Regions from separate parts of the Mus musculus genome. Here region 1 is linked to region 2. A link is a loop called in an ENCODE intact Hi-C map of the cell type or tissue named here. Cell type or tissue: left cerebral cortex. All regions are shown on one strand. Links, peaks and the distances in the headings refer to the core of each region. The heading gives the core; the rest is flanking DNA. Region 1 overlaps Pdzk1 (PDZ domain containing 1). Region 2 overlaps Polr3c (polymerase (RNA) III (DNA directed) polypeptide C).

Evidence for each region. Peaks named below come from ENCODE experiments on the same cell type or tissue, not always from the same donor. Only the 100,000 strongest peaks of a DNase experiment are listed, where the experiment ranks them.
Region 1: a loop joins it to region 2, with 2.3 times the contacts of the local background. A loop is called at or near these places in 2 of 42 quality-filtered maps.

The regions. Positions count from the first base shown.
Region 1 is chr3:96,866,720-96,875,236 of GRCm38, forward strand. It overlaps Pdzk1 (PDZ domain containing 1), which reads left to right. Exons shown (of 9, transcript NM_021517.3): 7 at 1,589-1,813; 8 at 2,222-2,512; 9 at 3,391-4,207. The coding sequence ends at 3,444. Gpr89 (G protein-coupled receptor 89) reads right to left here. Exons shown (of 14, transcript NM_026229.4): 12 at 6,741-6,830; 13 at 5,758-5,823; 14 at 4,347-4,875. The coding sequence ends at 4,669. Among named protein-coding and RNA genes, the nearest start is that of Gpr89, 34 kb to the right of the region's middle. In left cerebral cortex, for the core only: no CTCF peak of the experiment used is centred there; DNase peaks (open chromatin) are centred at 3,700 and 4,549; H3K27ac peaks cover 984 bases.
Region 2 is chr3:96,714,309-96,722,825 of GRCm38, forward strand. Polr3c (polymerase (RNA) III (DNA directed) polypeptide C) reads right to left here. Exons shown (of 15, transcript NM_028925.1): 5 at 8,232-8,317; 6 at 5,153-5,257; 7 at 4,926-5,018; 8 at 2,359-2,439; 9 at 2,121-2,172; 10 at 1,326-1,386; 11 at 812-962; 12 at 1-52. Among named protein-coding and RNA genes, the nearest start is that of Gm22581, 5.8 kb to the right of the region's middle. In left cerebral cortex, for the core only: a CTCF peak has its summit at 4,942; a DNase peak (open chromatin) is centred at 4,972; H3K27ac peaks cover 196 bases.

The DNA.
Region 1 (8,517 bases), core at 299-8,298, 150 kb after region 2:
GATGTATCTGGAGGATATCATCCTTAGTGAGGTAACCCAATCACAAAAGAAGTCATTAGATATGTACTCACTGATAAGTGGATATTAGCCCAGAAACATAGAACACCCAAGATACAATTTGCAAAACACAAGAAAATCAAGAATAGGGAAGACCAATGGGTGGATACTTCGTTCCTCCTTAGAATAGGGAACAAAATACCCATGAAAGGTGTTACAGAGACAAAGTTTGGAGCTAAGAGGAAAGGATGGACTATCTAGAGAATACCCCACCCGGGGATACATCCCATAATCAGCCATTAAACCCAGACACTATTTGCATATGCCAGAAAGATTTTGCTGAAGGGACCTTGTTATAGCTGTTTCATATGAGGCTATGCCAGTGACTGGCAAATATAGAAGTGGATGCTCACAGTCATTTATAAGATGGAACACAGGAGGCTGTTGAGATGGCTCAGTGTGTAAGAGCAGTGACTGCTCTTCCAAAGGTCCTGAGTTCAAATTCCAGCAACCACATGGTGGCTCACAAACCCCGTAATAAGTTCTGATGCCCTCTTCTGGCGCGCCTGAAGACAGCTACAGTGTTCTTTATAATAATAAATAAATCTTATTAAAAAAAAAAAGATGGAACACAGGGCCCCCAATGGAGAAGCTAGAGAAAGTACCCAAGGAGCTGAAGAGGTCTGCAACCCTATAGGTGGAACAACAATATGAACTAACCAGTACCCCCAGAGCTCCTGTCTCTAGCTACATATGTAGCAGAAGATGGCCTAGTTGGCCATCACTGGGAAGAGAGGCCCCTTGGTATTGCAAATTTTATATGCCCCCGTACAGGGGAATGCCAGGGCCAAGAAGCGGGAGTGGGTGTAGGGGAGCAGGGCAGGTGGAGGGTATAGGGAACTTTTGGGATAGCATTTAAAATATATATAAAGAAAATATCTAATAAAAATACAAAATATATATATATAAAAAGAATAAAAAACAAACGAGTTAAGCTTGGCGTTCTGTCTCTGTCACGGCCGCCATTGCTTCCTACACGGCCTTGGCTGTGAAAATGAGAGGACCAAGCATACTTACAGACAGGGGGAAGCCCGCCACGAGAGGTGCCAAGATCATTAAACAGCAGCCCTGGGAGACGGAAGCTGGGGGATGGGATTCACTTGTGCCACCGTATGGGCACCTCTCTCATTATCAGTGTGTAGAGCTGGTTCTCACAAAACTCATCACAAAAATGTTTTGTCCTTTAGTACTGAAGGGCAGGGAGAACAGGGCCTTGGGGTAGTCCCTCAAAGGTGTCTCCCAAAGGGGAGTGTAGACAGTGCGCAGTGTCCTGCCTGCCTTTGTGGGGAAAAGCTTGTAACACCATGAGACAGCTCTGGGGTCTGGTGCAGAACTGTGCACTGTTTCTGTTATGCACATGTATGTGTCTGTGCACGTTTCTACCTTCTCTGGCAGTAGGAAAGAAACTTTAGACTCTCCCCTCCTCCTGTTGAGGAGGAGCATACATGTGAGACACCCTGTGTATTAAGCCATGACATTCAGTGACGTGTAATTGCTCAGATGTATATTTTTTCCCCTTTATTTTCCAAAGGCTCGGTTCTCTCCACTTCTTTACTGCCAAAGTCAAGAACTGCCTAATGGTTCTGTCAAGGAAGGCCCAGCTCCGATCCCTGCTCCTCTGGAGGCCACAGGCTCAGAGCCCACAGAGGACGCGGAGGGTCACAAGCCCAAGCTCTGCAGGCTGCTTAAAGAGGACGATAGCTACGGCTTTCACCTGAATGCCATTCGGGGTCAGCCTGGCTCCTTTGTCAAAGAGGTATGGTGACTAGTTCTGACAGCTCAGCAAACAGCCAATTAGGATGGGATTTTTTTTTCAGTGCAAGCCACAAGTCTCCGTGACACTAACAGTGGTCACACTTGGAAGTCCGCCTCTGAGAGTGCTCCTTGCCCACTGCTGTGGATGTGCACGGTGCCTGAACCCTGTAGGGGAGAGCAATGAGACCACCCTGTAGCTTCCAAGTTGGGATCCTAAGATGGGGGCGTGATGCCTTCAGCCCAGCACATGTTCAGTGCAGTGCTTTGCCAGTGTGGCTGAGCCCAGTGGAGTTCAGGGTGTATAGGCCATAAAGGAGCGCAGTTAACAAGTGTTGAGGCTGTTCAGGAGGGAAGCTGCCCGGCACGCCTTCTTCCATGCTTGGAACCGACTCAGAACCTCTGTTCACAGGTACAGCAGGGTGGCCCTGCTGACAAGGCTGGGCTGGAGAATGAGGACGTCATCATCGAAGTGAACGGGGAGAACGTGCAAGAGGAACCCTACGACAGAGTGGTGGAGAGAATCAAGAGCAGCGGGAAGCACGTCACTCTGTTGGTCTGTGGAAAGATGGCCTACAGCTACTTCCAAGCTAAGAAAATCCCCATCGTTTCCTCCATGGCCGAGCCCCTGGTGGCTGGCCCTGATGAAAAAGGAGAGACGTCTGCGGAGTCCGAGCATGACGCCCACCCAGCAAAAGACCGAGTGAGTGGTGGCCCTGCTTCCCTGGGGTAGTCCCCAGCCAGTGCCTCATGCCTATGCTTCCCAGTGACACAGGGTGGCCAACCTGCCAGGGTTTTGTGACAAAGGAGGCATTATGAGGACAAATTTATTGTCTTCTTAGAAATGTGGCCTCACTGTGGAGCCCAGGCTGGTGTAGAACTTGCAATCCTCTTGTCTTAGCCTCCTGAGTGCCAGGCTTGTGGTGTGTCATTATTTTTTTAGCATGCAGTTGGCAGTTAGTAAGTGAAATCAGTTTATCAAAATCATGGAGACCACCGAAGAACCTGACCTGATTACGCAGGACCAGTTCCTGGCTCTGTGCTCCAGATTTCCGACTTATAAAACATGGACAATGTGTACAGTTGTTTTCAGAAGTGTTTAAACTGTGCCTGGCTCACAGTAAGTAAAAACAGAGAGAGAGGCTTAGACTCCATGTTTAGTAAGTGTCAGGAATTACAATTATTTTTGTCAGAAGAATTTTTTTCTGGTCAATTTTCTCTTCATGGATAAATTTGAGTTTCAAAAGTAAACTGACATCCAAATTCATAGAAGGAGATTTATAGGAATCAGGCCTCCTATGAAAAGTCACTATAGTTTTCTACTGTATTTAATACTGCTGATAGGTCATGCCAATTATAGTACTAATCTGGCCTTATAGAAAACTGATGGTCTATGTGTATGTTGGTATATACACAGACAATGAGAAACTTGTTTGTGTTAAACAGTAATCTGGAAGCAAGTCAAGTGAAGATTCGGATTACATCTAGAGGTGCCTGGCTCTCTGACTTAAGGCATGCCAGCTCTAGATCAGCCTTGCTCTTTCCTGCTGCAGTAAACCCTTGTCTTTTTCCTTTGCACAGACTCTCAGCACAGCCTCGCACTCTTCGTCTAACTCTGAAGACACGGAGATGTGAAGAGAACAAATGATGCTTCCTCTTGAGGGCCCAGGAACTGCCTCTCCGAGGAATGAGCCCTGCCGACCCCGTCAGACCTCCTCTGGACCATCTGTCCCCCAGACTGTCTGTTGTTGTAAGGGCTGCTACTGCAGGTTGCTTATTTAAGCTCAACTTAGCCAGAGGAGGGACCAGGTTCAGGGTCTTTCTATGTGGTATCTTCCAAAGTGCAACTTTTCACTTCTGTTGATGAGACCTCTTCCTTCTGCAGGCTTGAGCACCTGGGATGATTCACTGTCCATGTGAGCGCTGCTAATTAAAGAATCAAGCAGATGCCTGTTATAGAAGTGTGCTTTTGTAGCAATGCTGTGGCTGAGCAGCATTGCTAAGTGCTTCTGAGTTGTTTGCAACTTCCCTGTTGGCTAATAGAATCCGAATAGTGTCTTTGTTCCATACAAACATTTCATGCTTTCTCATTTGCTTCCAGAAGCCCAAAACATGCAAAATACACACTGTGGTCTTAGTAATAAAGGGAGGCTTCCAGGAAATATACTTCAGCATTTTCTTATGTTACATTTGAGTATTAAAAAAAAACCTCAACACCTTCCTTTTACTGTCGGAGGGCTTATGTTTCAGAACAGGAAAGGGCTTGTTCCAGTTAACGTCTACCTCCAGCGCTGAGGCAGAGGGAAAGCCAACCCGAGCCAGCCACTGCTGGATTAGCACGGAACATTCACTCTTCTCTAATTTAAGAGGAAATAAAGATTGGTATACCTAAAATCTATTTGGTAAAATCTATCTGTTGCCTATCACCCCTTTCTCAGAAAAGAAGAAACAACCTTTTGGTTATTTTTACGGGGTAAAGTTGGGTGAGGGGAGAGATGCATTTCACGTCAGACCACAATAGCATAACACCAAGCTGTGCTGGACAAGTGACCCCAAGGCCAGAGTGTTACAAACTGACTTTACTAGCATTTTCGAGGGAAGCCGTGTAGTCAGGATTTCCGGGGTATCCTCATGCTCTGGCCCTCTCCTCCTCACTGCACAGCCTCAGATCCATGCGGCTCCCTGCTGAATGCTGCGGGTTTTCTTCTTGTGCCTCAGTCGAAGTGACTCCAGTATCTCAGGAGGAAGTAGGCGTGTGCCTGAGGCAGAACAGAACTCGCAGCTCTGCCTGTGTAAAGAGCTGTAGGCTCTGGTCTCCCCACTGTGTCTCCTTTCCTGAAGTTGGCAGGGAGTCTGAGTTCAGGGGGCCATATGCTTCTCTGGTGCCTGTTTGTGAGCCAGATAGAGGAACAATATGCTGGAGAGGGCACTGACCAGGAAGATGACATCAAACCAACGGTGATAGAAGTTGAACTGAAGCTCCCCGAGGACCTCTGTGATTATGGTGCGGTACTCCGGGGGCATGCTCATTCGGATCAGCAGTACAGAGGACACGAAGTACATACCCTGCAAAGTCGAGCCAAGTAATTCAGAAGTTACTCTGTTTTGAGGGGCAAGCCAGTGCAAACTTTAAGTTATTTATTGGGGCTGGAAAGAGAGCACAGTAGTTAAGGCTGACTACGTTTTCATCATGGGCTTGATTCCTAGCAGCCCATGGTGGCTCACACCACCTGTACCTCTAGTCCCAGGGGTCTAACACCCTCTTCCAGCCTCTATGGCATCAGGCACACACCTGGTTTATATACATACAAGTAAGCAAAACACCGATACACATAACATTTCTTAAATTATTTGTGCACATAGGTGTATTGGCGTGCATCTTCTTCAGTGTGTGTGTAGTCAGAGGTTAATTTGCCAGGGTTGGTTCACTCCTCTACCATGTGGGTCTGGGTACTGAACACAGGTCATCAGGCCTGGAGGCTACCACCTTTAGCAGCCACAGAGCAAGCCATTGTATGGGCCCAACTTAAACCATTTAATTTTTTTTCCTGGGCTGGAGAACTGGCTCAGTAGTTACATGTGCACGTACTGTTTTTGTAGATAACCCAACTTTGGTTCCCAGAACATTCATTGGGATCAGATACCCTCTTTGAGAGTCAATGGGCAACTGGATTCACATGTATACACATAAACACATAACCCCTCTCTTTCCCCAAAGAAAACAAAAACCAAACCCCAAGCATTTCTAAGCTGTATGTAGTGGTGCATGCATGCTTGAAGTCTCAGCACTTCAGAGACAGATCAGGAGTTCAAGGCCACCCTTCTTTACATAGATTATTTGAAGCCAATATGGACCACGTAGACTTTGTTTTAACAAAAACCCTCCCCAACAAAATCACATTTTGGGCACTCAACAACTGTAGACACAAAGGCAGTCAATAAACTTACCATTATCTGCGCTAACAGCAGGACGATGACGTTGGAGGACTTGCTGCTGGAGATGGCATAAAAGAACTGTGGAGGAAGGGAGAGAGATGAGCGCAGTGGTGCAGTAGGCTCTGCTCATGACAATGTGCTGCAGCCACCCTCTTTCGTGGCACAAAAAGTACAGCAGGCTCGGGAGGCAAGGCTACAGAGAGGGCCTTCAAATACAACACAAACCAGTTTCCCCAGATAGTTGGTGGTTTCATCTGACTCAACAAGGGAACCTTGGCTGTTGAGTTTCAGAAGCTGTAACGCCCCGCCCGGCATCACCACAACACTGACCAGCAATCTGGGAGCACTCCAGGCACCTGCAGCTGTCAAGGGGTCCGAGTTCTTCCCTCCCTATCTCTTTCCTTTCAGTGTCTGGATCACAAGGGAGGACCCACTTTTCATCACCACATGACCTGGTTTATGCTGCAAAGAAAGAGCTGCATGCTCTGTCCTCCACTTCCATTGTCTTCCTCTCTGTGGTTTACAATCACTGGAACCTTGAATGTCCATCTCAGTCATTTTTTTCTTTCTTTTTTTGTTTTTTGTTTTTTCAAGACAGGGTTTTTTCTGTGTAGCCCTGGCTGTCCTGGAACTCACGCTGTAGACCAGGCTGGCCTCGAACTCAGAAATCCGCCTGCCTCTGCCTCCCAAGTGCTGGGATTAAAGGTGTGTGCCACCACACCCGGCTTCATTTTTTTCCTATGTACCTGCTGAATCCCCTGTGACAAGCTTGGTTATAGATGATCCGACAGATCAATGAACAGAATGGACCCTTCATTACCTTTGGAATGGATCTGTGGCTGGTAGATATTGTCATACGTTACCCACGACTTACAGAAAGGTCTTTTTCTTTGGTGTGTGTGTGTGTCGCCTGAGTTGTTCAGACTGTTGCTGAGGATCTAACTCAGAAGTCATGCAATTAAATAACGGCCTTTAAACTGGGTGACACGACATACCTTGGTGAGTGTGATCAGCAGTCCTCTGATGGATGTGACAATGATTATTCCAACCAGAATGAAGGAGATGTGCTGAGACCAGAACTTCACCTGCCATGAGAACAGAAGGAGAGGCTATTATACTTCCGGGCAGCGTGGGAGCTGATGTGAACTGTGGTGACTTACAAGACAGAGTCTATCAGTCCTCCTGGCTGCTTCTGAAGCAAACACCTACAGGTGGTAGATACCCATGGGAAGACTGTACTGGATCCCTAGTCAGCTGACTCAATCAAGTCTTAAGGGTCAGCCAGCCAGTGGAGAGAGGTGGGCGGAAAACACTCATCACCAGAAGCCCATAGCTGATGACATGCTCCTCCTGGAGAAGCGAGAGGACGGGGTGAGGACAGAACTGAGCAGCACCTGACTGCTCTCAGTGCTATGGAGAAAGGATCACTGACTACAGCACTGCCAGGAGTAAAGACCAAGGAAATCACAGGAAGATTGCACAAGGATTCTTGGGACTCTCACTTGAGGCACACATTGGAGTTCTCTTCTGCTGCACTGCTTGACAGGGAGAAGCAGTTTTGGGAACCTGTGCTTGCCTGTTCTCAGGCATGTGAGGCCAGGGCTGCATCAACATCTAAAAAGCTCGTTATTCTGAGAATGGCCATGGAAGAAGTACATGTGTCATGGGTGGACCAGATACATAGGAGCAGTGACAGAGTGCTCACCTCTAAAAGTGTAGCCCAGTAAAAAAAAAAAAATTATAGCCAGGCATGGTGGTGCACTCCTTTAATCCCAGTACTTGGGAGGCAGAGGCTGGTGGATTTCTGAGTTTGAGGCCAGCCTGGTTTACAAAGTGAGTTCTAGGATAGCCAGGGCTACACAGAGAAACCCTGTCTCGAAAAAACCAAAAAAAAAAAAAAAAAAAACCCAAGAAAACGTGAGATTTATCTGAGATTACCTGCCTCTGCCTCCCTAGTGCCTCACTCCCAGTGAGCCCAGCAAGCCCGGAGATATTTAAATGAGAAAAATCACACAGGCATCAATAATAAAGTTCATGGACCACTGGACGTGTGGATGACCTGAAGGATCAGATGCCACAATGGCACACGCAGAAAGAATATGTTGCTGAGTTAGCATTAAAATTGAGTCCTTTAAGGCTGGGGTGAGAGGGATTGCTGTAAAAGCAGGAAGACTTGAGCTGACACTCTAAGCACTCACATAAAGGTTGGGCATGGCCACATGCACCTGTGACACCAGCGTCGGGAGCTAGGGACAGGCAGATTCTGGGAATGTTGGCTGGTGCTGCTAAAATGTCAATTTCAGTGAGAGATCCTTATTAAAAGTTTAGGTGGAGAGAAGCTACCCACAGCTGTGTCCTTGCCTCCACCCTGAGGCCTGTGAATCTGAGGCCATCCTCAAAGGGCTAAAGCATCCTTGGCGGTGTGTCTTCAGGGCTGCAGCCCAGTTTGCTGCCTTTCAGATGGAGGACACGCTATGCTGAGATGGGGTCCAAGGGCAGTACACACCCCTCAGCTCAGCTCAGAGTAAGCTAAACAGTCCACACCGGGACAAAGAAATGTGACACCCGTCCTACTATTAACAGTTCATCAGCCTGAATGATGTCATCTGGAAATACATCATACTCTGAATACACACACTGACCTCGAGATCAGCTGTGTTTATGAAATAGGAAGAAGTGTTCTTAAAAATAAACAAACAAACTCTATTTTATACATAGCTAACAAATCAACTTTGGTCCAAGGTCCACCTTACATGACTGATAAAGATTGTT
Region 2 (8,517 bases), core at 194-8,193:
TGTACAGATAGAAGGTCCTGGACGGGGCGTGGTCTGGCGTCTTAGGAATTTCCTGTTTGTCCACAGAAATAAAGAGAGAAATTGTACGTTATTTGGAATGGGCAAGATAAACAGCCATCCACTTGGTACTGTCAGCACTGATCTTCTTTCCTTCTTAGCCAATCAGGGGCTATGGTTATGACATAATCAGTCACATGGAGCAGGCTGCCCAGTTTCCATTTGTCTATCAGCATCCTGGGTGGAAGAAAGGAAAGGCAACTAATATTTACTGAGCAAACTCTACACAAGCCTTTATTAATAACTGTGACAGTGATTAATAAATAAATTCAGTCCTTCAGCCTTACTCTCCTGAGTACCGAATCATAGGTATGCATTACTGTGGTTGGTGCAAAGCACTGCTTTTATTTCAGCAGCCACCACCATTTTACAGATATGAAGAGGATGGTAGTTGACTTGCTTGGTGAATTGACTCCAAAATCTATCAACCTACGTCTTCAAAGGGTCCTCAATACAGAACTACAGAATCCAAGCTATGCTGAACAAGTTACTCTATTAAAGATCTAGGCTGAGAGAGGTCAGGAATAATGGGCTGGAGGCTAGAAAGAGCAGGGAAGTTATAATTGTGAGCTGATTTCTTGGTGCACCCTGTCTGTCTCTCTGAGAGGCCAGTTAAAGTCTACATGATCCTTGGAGGATTTGCTATGTCTGTGTTAATCTTTTTTCTGCTTCAGAGGTGGTTATGGTGTCTGTCTGGGGGCCCAGGCTGTCAAGGTCAGCCCTGCTGCTCAGCATGCACTGGGGCTGTGGTCACCTGCAGCAGGATGAAGTTTTCCGAGAGCATCTTGTACAGCATGTCCTTTGCCTCCTTCGCAGGGATCATTGCAAAGTCCTCCACCTGCTTCTGCTCAAGGTGTTTCTTCTGCAATACCAGACGGAATATCCTGGCACAGCGAGACCCGAATCTGGAAAGGGACAAAGAAGCGCGTGGCATGCTTTAGCTCCTAGTCTCAGAGCGTGGAGGTACTAGTCTACGTGTGGAATCGGGACCCGAGAGGAAAACTGCATCCGTTCTGACACAGCTCCTGAGGTTGGTGATGGCACTGTTCCTCTAACTCGTTACCAGATGCCTACCTACTCCTACCTACTCCACAGTGCTTGTATTACAGAGCTTTAGGGTGGCTGGTTAATTTGCCTAACTAGGAATTAACTTTATGGGAGAGATGAGACCAAGTGTGGCAGGGGTATGCCATAAAAACCTAATGACTTGTTCAGTGGGGTGTGGATAGCAAGTGTCTGAGCCCAACCCCAGTCAAGGAGCCTCTTACCTCTCCTGGATGACAGACTCCAGAGTTGCAGTGGCTAGGGACGCTAATGCTTTATGGAGGTCTTTAGGTAGAGGATTAAGGACATCTAGTAATGTTTTAGCCTGGTCACTATTACCTTAGTTTCATGACTAAATTCCTAATTTAAAACTAAAAATTAACTGCTATTTTGCTTTCACATTTCAGGTCTGATATGTAGGGTTTGCTTAAGTGTTTTTTTTTTTTTTTTTTTCTTTTTCTTTTTAAATCTTTTCTTTTTTGAGACAGGGTCTTGCTATGTAGCCAGACTGACTTTGACCATTAAACTTTTCTGCCTCGGCCCCTAAACTGCTCTGATTATAAGGGTTTACTACCACACTGGCCTCTCCCCAGCTTCCTCCCTTTCTTAGCTCCCCGCCCACCCCACCCTCTTCCTGTCTGTGGCAATGCTGGTGATCTGGCCCAGAACCTAGAACAGTAAGTGTGGTGCTACTGAGTGGCAGCTGGAGCCTTTTTTTATTTTCATTAATGTAACTCACTGAAATTCACAGAAAACTTAATAGAAAGTTCATTTTTAAAACTTGTTTAGTATATTAAGCATTGACAAACTCTTTTCTTAAGGTGGCACATGTGTCTAACTCAGCACTTGGGAGGTAAAGGCAGGAGGATCAGGACTTTACTGCCAACTTCTAGGCTACACAGTGAGTTCAAGGCCAGGCTGGGCTACAGAGACTGTCTCAACAAAAACCCAGAACAATCTTTCCCAGGCCCTGCTTCCTAACTCAGAGGTCCTGACAGGACAGGCAGCTGAAAGGATACTGATGACAAACATTCCTCCGCCACTGTCGCCAGACTTTCCAATAAACTCTAGCTGTTAAGAAGAAAGAGAGTGAACGGTGTTAACTGCATAATTCTCTTTCCCACGGAGCACATCTGGTCAAGAGACTGAAGCAGGTAGCTTTCCTGTTGGGTGAAGGGACTTTGTCTGGGATGGCTAAGTACACAAGAAGGCTATAGGAGAGAAACTGTGATCAGACTAAGGGGGCAAGAGACTTACTGGGTCATCTGCCAGCAGCGTGAGGTACTGATCGAGAACCTGTTTAGAGATGTTATATCCGACGGGCAGGGACCTGAAGATCTGTGGGACAGAAGGAGATGCTGGAAACAGGGTCAGAACGCAGAATTGCTAAATGTAACTGAAACAAGATGTCCTAAGTTTAGATTTCAAAAACATAAAAGTATTTAAGAAATATTCATGGGCTAGAGAGATGGCTCAATAGTTAAGAGCACTGACTGCTCTTCCAGAGGTCCTGAGTTCAATTCCCAGCAACCACACGGTAGCTCCCAACCATCTATAACGGGATCCAGTGCCACCTTCTGTCTGAAGACAGCTACAGTGTACTCATATACATAAAATAAATCTTTTTTTTTTTTTTTTTTTCGAGACAGGGTTTCTCTGTATAGTCCTAGCTGTCCTGGAACTCGCTTTGTAGACCAGGCTGGCCTTGAACTCAGAAATCTGCCTGCCTCTGCCTCCTGAGTGCTGGGATTAAAGGTGTGCGTCACCATGCCGGCGTAAAATAAATAAATCTTAAAAAAATATTCAGCCAGGGCTACACAGAAAAACCCTGTCTCGAAAAACCAAAAAAAAAAAAAAAAAAAAAAAAAGAAATATTCATAGTATCATTGCTTATAAGAGTAAAGAGGCCAAGAGGGCTGCACAACTTTAATCCCAAAACTTGGGAGGCAGAGGCAGGTAGATCTCTGTATTTGGGGTCTAGTCTACATAGTGAGCTCTAAATAGCCAGTGCTACACAGTCAGACCCTGACAGAAACAGAGTAGAAGGAGAAAAAACCCAAGTGTCCAGTGATAAATAATTAATTAAACTACAACCAAGTGTAGTGGTATATGCCTGTACTTAACACCAGCTCCCCAGAGGCTAGGGAGGAAGACTGTGGGTTACTGCGTAGCTATGGCCTCCAAAGGTAAACACTCTACTCTGGAGGGAGGCTTCTAAGACTCTGGAAGCTACAACGTATAAGGCTCAAGAAGCTCATGAAATTTACAAGGGACAAGAATTCAGAAAGTTAGGCCTTTGATCACAGCACTAGGGAGACAGAGGCCAGCCTGGTCTACAGGGCAAGTTTGAGGCCAGCAGAGACCCTGTCTTTAAAACAAACAAATCAATCAACTACAAAAACTTTAGAAACAATATAAAACATAATAGCAATATTTAAGTAAGTATAATTATAAAAGCAGTAGAAATGTAATGTTGCCAGGCAGTGGTGGCACACGCCTTTAATCCTAGTACTTAGGAGGCAGAAGCAGGTGGATTTCTGAGTTCGAGGCCAGCCTGGTCTACAGAGTGAGTTCCAGGACACAGTCAGGGCTACACAGAGAAATCCTGTCAAACAAACACAAAACAAAACAAAGACAAAAAAACAAAACAAAACAACAACAAAAAAGTAATTTTTAAATGCCAAGACTTTCATCAGAATCCAAACATGTATATATTGTTTTTTTTTTTTTTGTTTTTTGTTTTTTGTTTTTTTGTTTTTTTTCGAGACAGGGTTTCTCTTTATAGCCCTGGCTGTCCTGGAACACTCACTCTGTAGACCAGGCTGGCCTCGAACTCAGAAATTCGCCTGCCTCTGCTTCCCGAGTGCTGGGATTAAAGGCGTGCGCCACCACGCCCGGCCAAACATGTATATATTGTAAGATAGCCTTTATCGGAGCTAATGCTGTTGCCCAGCTTGGCTTTGAACTCCTGAGCTCAGGCAGGCAATCCCTGAAGCCTTAGGTAGGATTTCAGGCATTTGCCAGTACACCTGGCTAGTAGATTCTTAAAATAATTAGAAATAAACTGTACTTGACAGATATTTGACTATAATAATTTTAATGGCTTAACAACATTTTTTTAAAAGATTTATTTATTTATTTGTTTTTTTGAGATAGGGTTTCTCTGTGTAGTCTTGGCTGTCCTAGAAAATGCTTTGTAGACAAGGCTGGCCTTACACTTAGAGACTTACTTCCCTTTACCTCCTGAGTGCTAGGATTAAAGGTATGTGTTACCACACCTGACTTTCTCTCTTTTACTTATTTATTTTTATGTGTATATGTGTTTTGCCTGCATGACTGTAAGTGTATCATGTATGTGCAGTGCCCAAGGAAGCCAGGAGAAAGACCCCTTTGGATTGGAGTTACAGACAGTTGTGAGCTGCCTTGTATGTGCTGAGAATTGAACCTGGGTCCTCTGGAAGTGCAGCCAGTTCCTTTAATTGCTGAGCTATCTCTTTAGTCTCCATGGCTTAGCATTTTTAAAAGCTGGATTCTAAGGTGGTCAAACATTTCAGTGCTTAACATTTCCAAGAAATCCTTGCCCCACTGCAAGCAACAAAACCCTCCTTTTCACGCAAGGCACAGGCATCAGAAATCTACAAGTCACGTCTAATAACTGCTACAATATCTACGCCTAGCAGAAAGCTAGCACAGAAATACAAAGCTAAACCAGGCGTGCACACCTCTAAGCTCAGCAGTAGTGAGTTCCAGGACAGCCAGGGGCTACACAGAAAGTTCAAAACAAAACAACTCCTCCCCCCCCCAGAAAGAACCCTGAAGCGTACCTCATTGGAGGACAGCGGCTGAGTATAGGGGGCGCTAGAGGGAGTGGTGATCTCACTCATCCGGAGCATCGTCCGCACGATCTCGCTGCTTGTCTGAAAAACAGACAATTCAGAATATACCTTCACTGCCTCTGGCCCTGGCCCTGAGCCAGTGGCTACATCTGACATCCATCTCAATGACAGACCTTGTTCCTTGCTGATCACTGGCTGACCCACTTGGATATTACCTGGTCCATTCGGTTTGCCACTGCGCTCACGATTGCTTGGTCACGGAAGTGCTGGTGGAACCTGTCGAGGTTGACTTGCCAATAAATCCCATCGTCTGGTGAGGGCTGGGGAGAGGAGGATAGAGAGGCGGTGAGATGCAGCACCCGCCATCCCCAGGGTGCTCTGCTTGTTTTGTTTATACAGTAAAGCTCCACTTGTTTTGTCACACTGTAGCAATTAAATGGGCTAGAGAAAAGCATTCAAGAGTGTGGATTAGTGTGTCCCAAGGAAGTCTAACTTCAGGTTCCACAAAGTCACCTTCTTCCTTGGTTAATTCTTCTCCATTACTCTCCAATCTCTCATTTGACACCTTCTTTCCTCTAATAGAGGCCAGAACTCATTTAACTTTGTGTAAATATCTTTACTATCCCCCACTTTCCTTCTTCCCTCTCTCCAGGAGAACGTTTGTCCTTTTACCTAAGGGCAAGGGCCATGCTGCTGTTTCAGATCATGTCGTTCCCCTGGGCCTCAGGATCCAGGCCCTTTGCTTCCTGTCCTGAGGCTGCAAGGCTCCTGTACTGCTCTGTTCATCAGCTTTTACCCTGCGCAGGTCATGACTTCTCCTTCCACCCCATGCTTCCCTGCTTCCTTTCCCTCCTGGCTATCTATGCCAGCTCTGGCTTTGCTCAGCCACCTCTCTTATGAAATTTCAGTTGTTACTGGTATTCCAGACCCACCACTGTCCTCAAGAGCCTCCTTGTGGCTAAGCTTGGAGGATACTTCCCAGGCCTGATCTTATTTGACTGTTTCAGTGACATAATAGGACATTTTCTCAATTTACCTCCTTAAGTACAGGGACTAAAGCTTTGCGACACACCAGGACTAGCTAAATATCTACTTTTCTTTGTTGTTGTTGTTGTGAGAAAGTCTCTCTACATAGCCCTGGCTGTCCTGGAATGTACTATGTAGACCTCAAATTCACAGAGATCACCTGCCTCTGCCTCCTGAGTGCTGGGGTTAAAGGTGCGCACCACCACATCCAACCAGAAAGATTTAGTTTTGAGTTTATGTATCTGTGTGATTGTGTACTTGCATCTGCACCAGTGTCATGCTTGGAGCCTGTGGATCCACAAGAGGATATAAGATCCCCTAGAATTGAAGATAGGGTGTTTAGAACTGAACTTGGGTCCTCCTAACTGCTGAATCATCTCTCTAGCCCTACAAGATTTTTTTCTTTAATTCATATTATGTATATGTGCCTGCCACATGTGCGCAGAGGCCCCGAGATGGCCAGAAGGTGGTAGCTCTCTCAGAGCTGGAATTACAGACACAGGTGTTAGGAACCACACTTTGGTCGTCTGGGGGAAGAGGAGGTACTCTTAACTGCTAAGCCATCTCTCAACGTCCTAGACATCTATTTTTATTTATTTTTTGAGATAGGATCTCTCCCTGGGCTTGAACTTAACAAGTAGGCCAAGATGGCTGGTGAGCCCCAGGACCTTCCTGTGAATTTGTGTTGGGCCTGCAGATTAAACACGTCTGATAGATCATGTTTGCATATTTTAATACAATCTTACCTTTGCTTTCTTTTTTTTAAAAAAAAAAATAGGGTCTCATGAAGCTTAGCTGGCATCAAACTTATTAAATAATCGAGGGTCACAATGAACTCTGGACCTTCCTGCCTTTACCTTCCAAGTGCTAGGATCATGGGCATTTATCACTACACATCTAGCTAAAAAGTAATTTTGGCCACTAAATAGGTAAGAATGCAAGAGGGGAGCCCCCTGAGGAGAGTTCTGGATAAGTGCTGCCGACAGATGACAGACAGTCCCGGAGGCAGGAGAGACGGCTCAGTCGTTAAAGACGTTTGCTGTGCAACCGTAAGGAGCTGAGTCTGGCTCCGAGCATTCACATCATCAGCCAGGTATGATCTCACACCTGCCTGGAACTCCAGCATTGTAAGGGGAAGGATTGTTAGGAGCTGATTGGTTTGTTGTTTTTTGGGGGCCAGGGTTTCATGTAGGCCAGGCTGGCTTTAGACTTACTTTGCAGTCAAGGATAACTTCTGATTCTCTGGTCTCTACCTTAGAGTCTTAGAATTATAGCTATGTAGTGCCATTTCTGGTTTGTTTTTTTGAGACAGGGCCTCACTATGGTTATCCTAGAACTCACTCTCTAGACCAGGCTAGCCTCCAGATCACAGAAATCTGCTACTTTCTGCCTTCCAAGTGTTGCAAAGTTAAAGGCATAGGTCATCACGCTGGGCACCATTTCTGCTTCTATTTGGTCCTGGGGAATGAAACCCAGGGATTCCTGCATGCCACAAGCAACTTACCAACTGGGCTACATCCCCAGCCAAAGGGCTCTCTCCCTCCCTCTCCCCCGACCCCCCTTTTGTTGTTGTTTTTTGAGACAAGGTTTCACTATGGAGCCTTGGCTGGTCTGGAATTCACTATGTTAGTGGTTCTCAACCTTCCTAACACTGTGACCTTTTAATACAGTCCCTTGTGTTGTGGTGACCCTCAACCATAAATTTATTTTCGTTGCAACTTCATAACTGTAATTTTGCTACTGTTATGATTCATAATGTAAGTATTTGTGTTTTCTGATGGTCTTAGGTGATCCCTGTAGGCTGTTTCACCCTAAAGGGATTGTGACCCACGGGTTGAGAACCACTGTACTATGTAGAAGCAGGCTGGCTTTGAACTCATAGAGATCCTCCTGCCTCTGCATCCCAAGTGCTGGAGTTAAAGGGATGCACCACCACACCCAGCCCTGCTTTCTCTTATGAATAAGTTAGTACGACTATTTAGTGAAATACATTAGGGCTCAGAAGGAAAATAGAGCACTCCTTCCATGAAAGTGCCCCAGACTCCCAGGGTTCTCACTGTTCCTCAGTATAAAGGGGGCAGGAGAAGTGGGCAGAGACAGCAGGAGCACTCTGTCCTCATTGGTCTGCCCCTGAGCAATGGACTGAAGTTCACAATCCTACTGCTTCTTAGCAAGGGACATTTAGGTTCTGTCTGAGCTTGTTATCTGAGGGCTATTTATGGACCGCTCGCTCTAGGGTGAGGACTGCTAATCAGGAGGCCACATTACCTCCTTGTTATCTGTGTATCTTGGTTTCTTGGCCTTGGGCTCTCCAGTAGCATCTTCATCAGATGATCTCCTCCTCTTACCTTTTCCTGCCAAATCAAATAACTGAACAATTAGACTATATATATCATATGATGGCAGGAAGCAAAGCTGGTACCCCCTCATCTCAAAGACATCTGCAGCTGCCTGTTTCAGGTGCTGTTTCGGAGGCTGAGGAGCTATAAGAAATCTGAGCCTGTGGCTTCCCTGCTTCCCGTCTGAGCCGCCTCCTTTGCTCAGGTTGGAGAGC